Linked DNA regions of Mus musculus: region 1 is linked to region 2. A link is a contact called in ENCODE Hi-C or POLR2A ChIA-PET data. All regions are on one chromosome and are shown on one strand. The core of a region is the stretch at or near the end of the contact, and the rest is flanking DNA. Distances in the headings are between cores, read along the strand shown. Region 1 holds the start of Adal (adenosine deaminase-like). Region 2 holds the start of Ubr1 (ubiquitin protein ligase E3 component n-recognin 1).

Region 1 (2,795 bases), core at 275-2,774, 170 kb before region 2:
CCACTGAGCATCTCTCCAGCTCCCAACTATTTCTTATGACATGTCCTACATGGAAATCAGGGTCAGGCTCTCCTGCCTTTCTCCTCCCCGTTCAATACAATGCTGACCTTGGTTCTTCTCTCACTCCCTTCCTTTCCCTTCCACCCGCTTCCTCTTTTTTTAAGACAACAACAGACTTTACATTAGCTCTTAGGCCAATGTCTTACACTGACTTTTCAAAGAGTTGTCATGAAAAAAAATCTGTAAATTAATAGAAAAAGAAAGGAAAAAATAAAGAGGGGGAAGGAAGTGGGGGGAAAGAGCAAGCATCTCCATCAGAGCGTGGATGAAAGCCAAAGGACATGCGCAAGGTGAGCTGTGCACTGCTGTGGAAAGTCACGCCATTTTAACCTGCCTCTGTGTCTCACCATCAGGATGTCCTCAGCACTAGTAGTAAGCTGATGTATAACTTGGAACATCTGGAAACATCTACAAATGAAAAAAAAAATGTCTTAACACACTTCCCTCATCAAAACCTGTTACTCAAGAAAAACCCTCAGAATGGAATTAATTAGTAAATTTGAGGTTAATAGTAAGTATATATTTAAATTTACAAAGAACTATAGGATACACCTTTTTTCAAAATTACATTGATCTAGAAAGACAATTTAATAGCTAAAATAAGATATTACTTATTTATATTGAAAAGTATGAAACAGCCATTCCTATTCTTTAATCCTGCCAGGACTAGCAAATAGAGAAAAATCAATCTGTCTTTATTTTCAAATCTAAGGAACAACTCAATATGACAAACAATATAAATCATTAAACATACTGTCAGTCTGACAGTTGGAAAAGCACTGTGAGTTAGGTTATATATTTTATGCCAGATGTCTACCCTATCTAAGTATTAAAATCTGATTCTTATATATTATAATCCCAAAATACAGCCACAAAAAATTCCCACAACCTCCCAAACTCACTCTTGTAAAGTCCTTTTCTTCCCCTTGTCAATCATGGTCATGTGACCATGAACGTTAAGATGTGGCTTCTTGGCTATCAGTTTCTTCATGGTACTGGAACTAATGGAGCCATTCAAGTGGGCATGGAGCTCCTAACACAAGAGGACAATCAGTTCACAAGAGTCCACGAGATCCAGAGCCCCATACATCAGGCCCTGGTGGCCTGGTTCCTAGTTGTAGTTTATACTAGGCCAGCTACTTGGTTCAGCTATACCCACTCTACAATTTCTACCCATAAGCTTTACTTCTCTTTTGTGGAAAACAATACAAAAGCCATTATACAGTAACAAGAACTCTGTAGTTAATTCTTACCACTTTTGGTAATTGCAGATAAAAGTCTGTCTTCCCAGGCCACTGCTGTCCGGCCTCCATCACTTCAGTAGAAGGAAAAGTTTCTCTTTGCTCTTATTCTCGGCTTGGACGATAAACTTATCAAAGTGGGAATCTCTGAGGTGCTGGACTTCCTTCAGATTGCCATTTTAAACAAGACTTGCACTATGTGTGGCTCTGGGATCACTTTCACCTACAATAACAAATGTAACTATTTTCAGATCTAACATGCAAACAGAAACACAGTCACTGCTGATATCTTCTTTTTACACCTCCCAAGCCCCCTCAACCCCCTGCTCCCACTAACTTAAGTTAAGCAAAGCTAACTTAGGTGTGTCTGCAATGGGGAAATGACTAGTAAAAAAAAAAAAGAACAAGAAAAAAAAAAACACCCGAAAACTAAAAATCCAGCGTTCGTCTGTCCCTTTAACTCTGGGCTCCTTTAATCTACTGCGTAGGTCAGGTTAGCTTACACATGTAGCACGAATTTGCTTTTACAAGAAAACATGTTATTTCATATTTACGTCGCACAAACACTTTCCTTAAATGGGTTGGGTCTGTCAGGCGAAAATCCTGTCTCTGGATGGAGGGTAGTATTTGCTGCCTCCTGTCTCTGATCCTTCTGGTCGACTAGATGCCTTTATTAACATATCTTGCACGCACTGAATCATTCTGCCACACAATCTGCTCTTCTAAGACCACTAACGAGTTCCTAACCCTAAAACATTTTCCAATAACCAAATCTTCATAGAAAATTTTTCTTGATCCAGTTGGACTCCAGAACTCATACTCTCAGCCGTTACATACTACTGCTCTGAGTTAACCATTCTTCAAGTCTTTCTATTTCCTTTCCTAATCCAAGCAGACACTAAATTAGTAAATGATGAAGTTTCTACGCATCTCTGGGAGTGCTTTCTTACTGGTATCTCCTAAGCATCAAATGTAGAAACTTTAAAAGTCCAACCTGGGTTGCTTCCTTTAAACAACAACGCCACAGGGAATAATCACATCTCTTCTATAGCGATTTTCAGCAGACATACTCAATACCACATACGAATCACAGAATCTTGGAAGTGGAGGGGAGTGTCATTTTTACATGCTGAATACTTACTCACTGTAGACCTAGCACAGAATTTAGACTACATGAGAATAAACAGCACGTACAGGGGCAGTGGGTTAATAATAATCAGTAATTATCCGTAAAGGTCTCTTTCTTCACTTTCCATATGGCCTAATTTAAGATCTAAATGAGTTCTCCCTCGCAACGAGAACACTCAATAAAGGAGCAACTGTTACTTTTGTGCAAGGACCAATCTACTCTGGATTGCTTAAGATCCGAGGTGCTGGTCCTCTTTTGCCGGACCAAACCGGTATCAGGTCGTCAGCCTCCGATTCACCTAAAAATGTTCTCAAATAAGAGGATCTACACAAGTTTTTTTTTTCCCTGCAGAAAATGCCTGTACA
Region 2 (2,855 bases), core at 331-2,830:
CACTTTAAACTCCTTAAAATTATTGCCCCTCCCCAAGAATCTTTTGTACAAATGGTTCCTATCAATATTTACTAATAACAATTTAAGATGGAGAAAACTTTTAACTAGCTTAAAAGTTTCTATGCAGGGCTTCATGTAACCCAACATGTTCTGCTTTTTGTTGTTTTGGGACAGGACCTCACCGGCAGCTAGACTGATCTGGAACTATATAGTTCTGCTGCCTCCAACTTGGAAGAACCCTCATATTCTCAAATGCTAGCTGACGTTACAGCTGTAAGTCACCCATGCCGGCTTACAGGCATGTAAACAATATAACATCTTAAACATTTTTCCTTTCTTTTTCTCTTTTTGAGATGGGGTCTCACCACATAGCTCTGGAGTAGACTAGGCTAGCCTTGAATTCAGAGATCCACCTGCCTCTGGTTCTGGAGTGCTTAAAGGTGGGTGCCATTACACCAGGCATAAACAGCATTTAAAATGAAAATTAACTCGGTAAACAAATGTTATCCAAAATGTGAGAATTTCCAAATTTCTTAAGTTCCAATTTAATAGAAGGGTAGGTGTGTTTTAGTTCTGCCTCTATCTATAGTCAGTCATGTGTTGCTTTGGTTGGTGTATGTGAAGAAAATTTGACCTTACAGATCTAAAAAAAAAAAAAAGCCAGGTGGTGGTGGCGCACACCTTTTTAACCCCAGCACTTGGGAGGCAGAGGCAGGCGGATTTCTGAGTTCGAGGCCAGCCTGGTCTACAAAGTGAGTTCCAGGACAGCCAGGACTATACAGAGAAACCCTGTCTCAAAAACAAAAACAAAAAAACAAAACAAAACAAAAACAAAAACAAAACAAAACCCACTTCCATGGCAGGTGAGATGGTAGAAAACCAATCCCCTCAAATTGTCCTTTGATCTCTAAACATGATCCACACACACACACACACACACACACACACACACACACACACACAGAGAGAGAGAGAGAGAGACACAGACACAAGTCGCTAAAGTATATATATAAATTTAAAAAGGGACCAGGTGGCTGACATCTGTCACTTGGAATGCAGAGGTAGGAGGAATGCGTGGTATTGGAGGCTATTATTCGTTTCGTAAAAACTAAACCAAACTAAACAAAAAACAAAAACAAAAACAGAGGACACTAAATTAGCTCTTTATCACCTTTGTCCTCCAACCCTGGTCTTGGCCTTGGGTGTTTTCTCTTGGTTCAGAGCTATTCCTTCGCACTATGCATAGATGCACAAATGCAGGAATTTGTAGTCTGTGGCAACAGTTTCCCCTCGATGTTTCCGTACATCTACCTTGTTCTTTTCATGGGGTATTCCATAACGGGGATGTATTCAGTTTGTCTTCCCTTACCGACGGATGGACTAGGTTTCTCGGTTTTGTCATCTCACCACCCCTGCCCCGGGGTTAAGGGATGGCGACAAAGCTGTGAGGTCTTCCCTCGGGGATCAGCCCTGGTGGAGCAGGGCTAACTAACCATCAGGGGCGGAAACCTCCGGCTTGGCAGGTCGGCAGCCTGCTTCCGGGAAGCCGACCGGAAGCCGCTCCGGGTGCTGCGACAAACCTGACTTCAGGGGCCGTCGTAAAAGTGTCGTCCCTGTCGCGTCGGGCCGGCCACAGGTTTCCGCTAGCTGGCGGCCGGGGGTCGGGAACTGCGGGCGTTCGTTTCCCTTAAGATGGCGGACGAAGAGATGGACGGCGCCGAGAGGATGGACGTCAGCCCGGAGCCTCCCCTGGCCCCGCAGCGGCCGGCATCGGTGAGTCTTCATCTGCTAGCGCCTTTTGTCCTCTCCACCAACAGCTTCCCACCGCGCCTGGGAGGGTTTGGGGCTCCGCTTTCTATGGCGGCACTGGGGAAGGGGAGTCCTAGGATTGAAGGATCGACCCTCCCTCCCCCGATAAAGTTAGTCGTCTCCTACACACATTCCTGCCAGCCAGGTCTACGGAGTTTAATGACTGTCATCTATTAAGTCTCAACGTGCTCAGACACGCATGTCTCTATTTTGAAGTAGAAAGAACTCGTGCACATTTAGGTGGGTTTGATGTAGGAGCTGAGATGAGGTTGGAGAAGGCCATTTTTCGGTAGACGCATTGCTGACCCCTCTTGTTGATAGGCATCGGGACCCGGACCAGCACCTGGTGTGATATAGCATTGTCGGGTGGACTTGATAGTGGCAGTGAGTGTTGCGGCTGGCAAGGCATGGCCAGATATCCATTATTGCAGCGTCTTGAGAACCTTCGATCTGGCCCCCAGTGAGGGAAATTTGTCATTTGTCATGCCTTTTATATATGAGAAGGGACATTTCAAACGAGAGAATACTGGAATCTATACTTGGCTATTAGATTTTTGAAGGGCTGAGAAAGGAGAGGTAGAATAAAATTGAGTCAACAGTCTGGCTGCGTGGAGAATACGAACAGAGTAGGCTGAAAGGTGGGGTAATGTTCACAAATGTTCTGATGTGGTCCCTTCAGATAACTAGAAGGGAGGGAGGTCCTTAGGAAGTACTCACTATTGATCACAACATGTTTTATCAGTTTGTCTATAGCTGCATATGGAAAAGTGTGGGAAACATACCCGCACCCACGCAAACCCATTGTATATACACATACCTGTTAGTGAAGTTGTTTGTAGTTTTAATAAACTCATTCTTGGCTTACTTTACCCCAGCAGACTCTAGAACATTATTTTATGAGACAAGAGAATGACTCAGAAATAAGTCAACCACGGAGACTAGAGAGAATGTCTGTAAGATAAAAAACCATCAGGGACAGAGTTGGAATAAGACTATATGCACTAGATCAGCACTTGGCAGTCTTCCTCCTCCATCCCAAAAAGCAG

What was found. A loop is a pair of places that touch in the nucleus more often than their neighbours do. ChIA-PET counts read pairs that join two places held with the same protein, here RNA polymerase II (POLR2A).
Region 1: a map of regulatory T cell shows a loop between it and region 2 (3-fold over the local background). The contact joins the promoter of Adal here to the promoter of Ubr1 in region 2. A Hi-C loop is called at or near these places in 1 of 37 maps with a recorded cell type or tissue (regulatory T cell). POLR2A ChIA-PET finds 5 or more read pairs at or near these places in 4 of 5 experiments (Patski and embryonic stem cell).

The regions. Positions count from the first base shown.
Region 1 is chr2:121,140,822-121,143,616 of GRCm38, reverse strand. Adal (adenosine deaminase-like) reads right to left here and starts at 1,524. Exons shown (of 10, transcript NM_029475.2): 1 at 1,314-1,524; 2 at 963-1,093; 3 at 408-468. The coding sequence starts at 1,373.
Region 2 is chr2:120,969,440-120,972,294 of GRCm38, reverse strand. Ubr1 (ubiquitin protein ligase E3 component n-recognin 1) reads left to right here and starts at 1,580. Exons shown (of 47, transcript NM_009461.2): 1 at 1,580-1,773. The coding sequence starts at 1,693.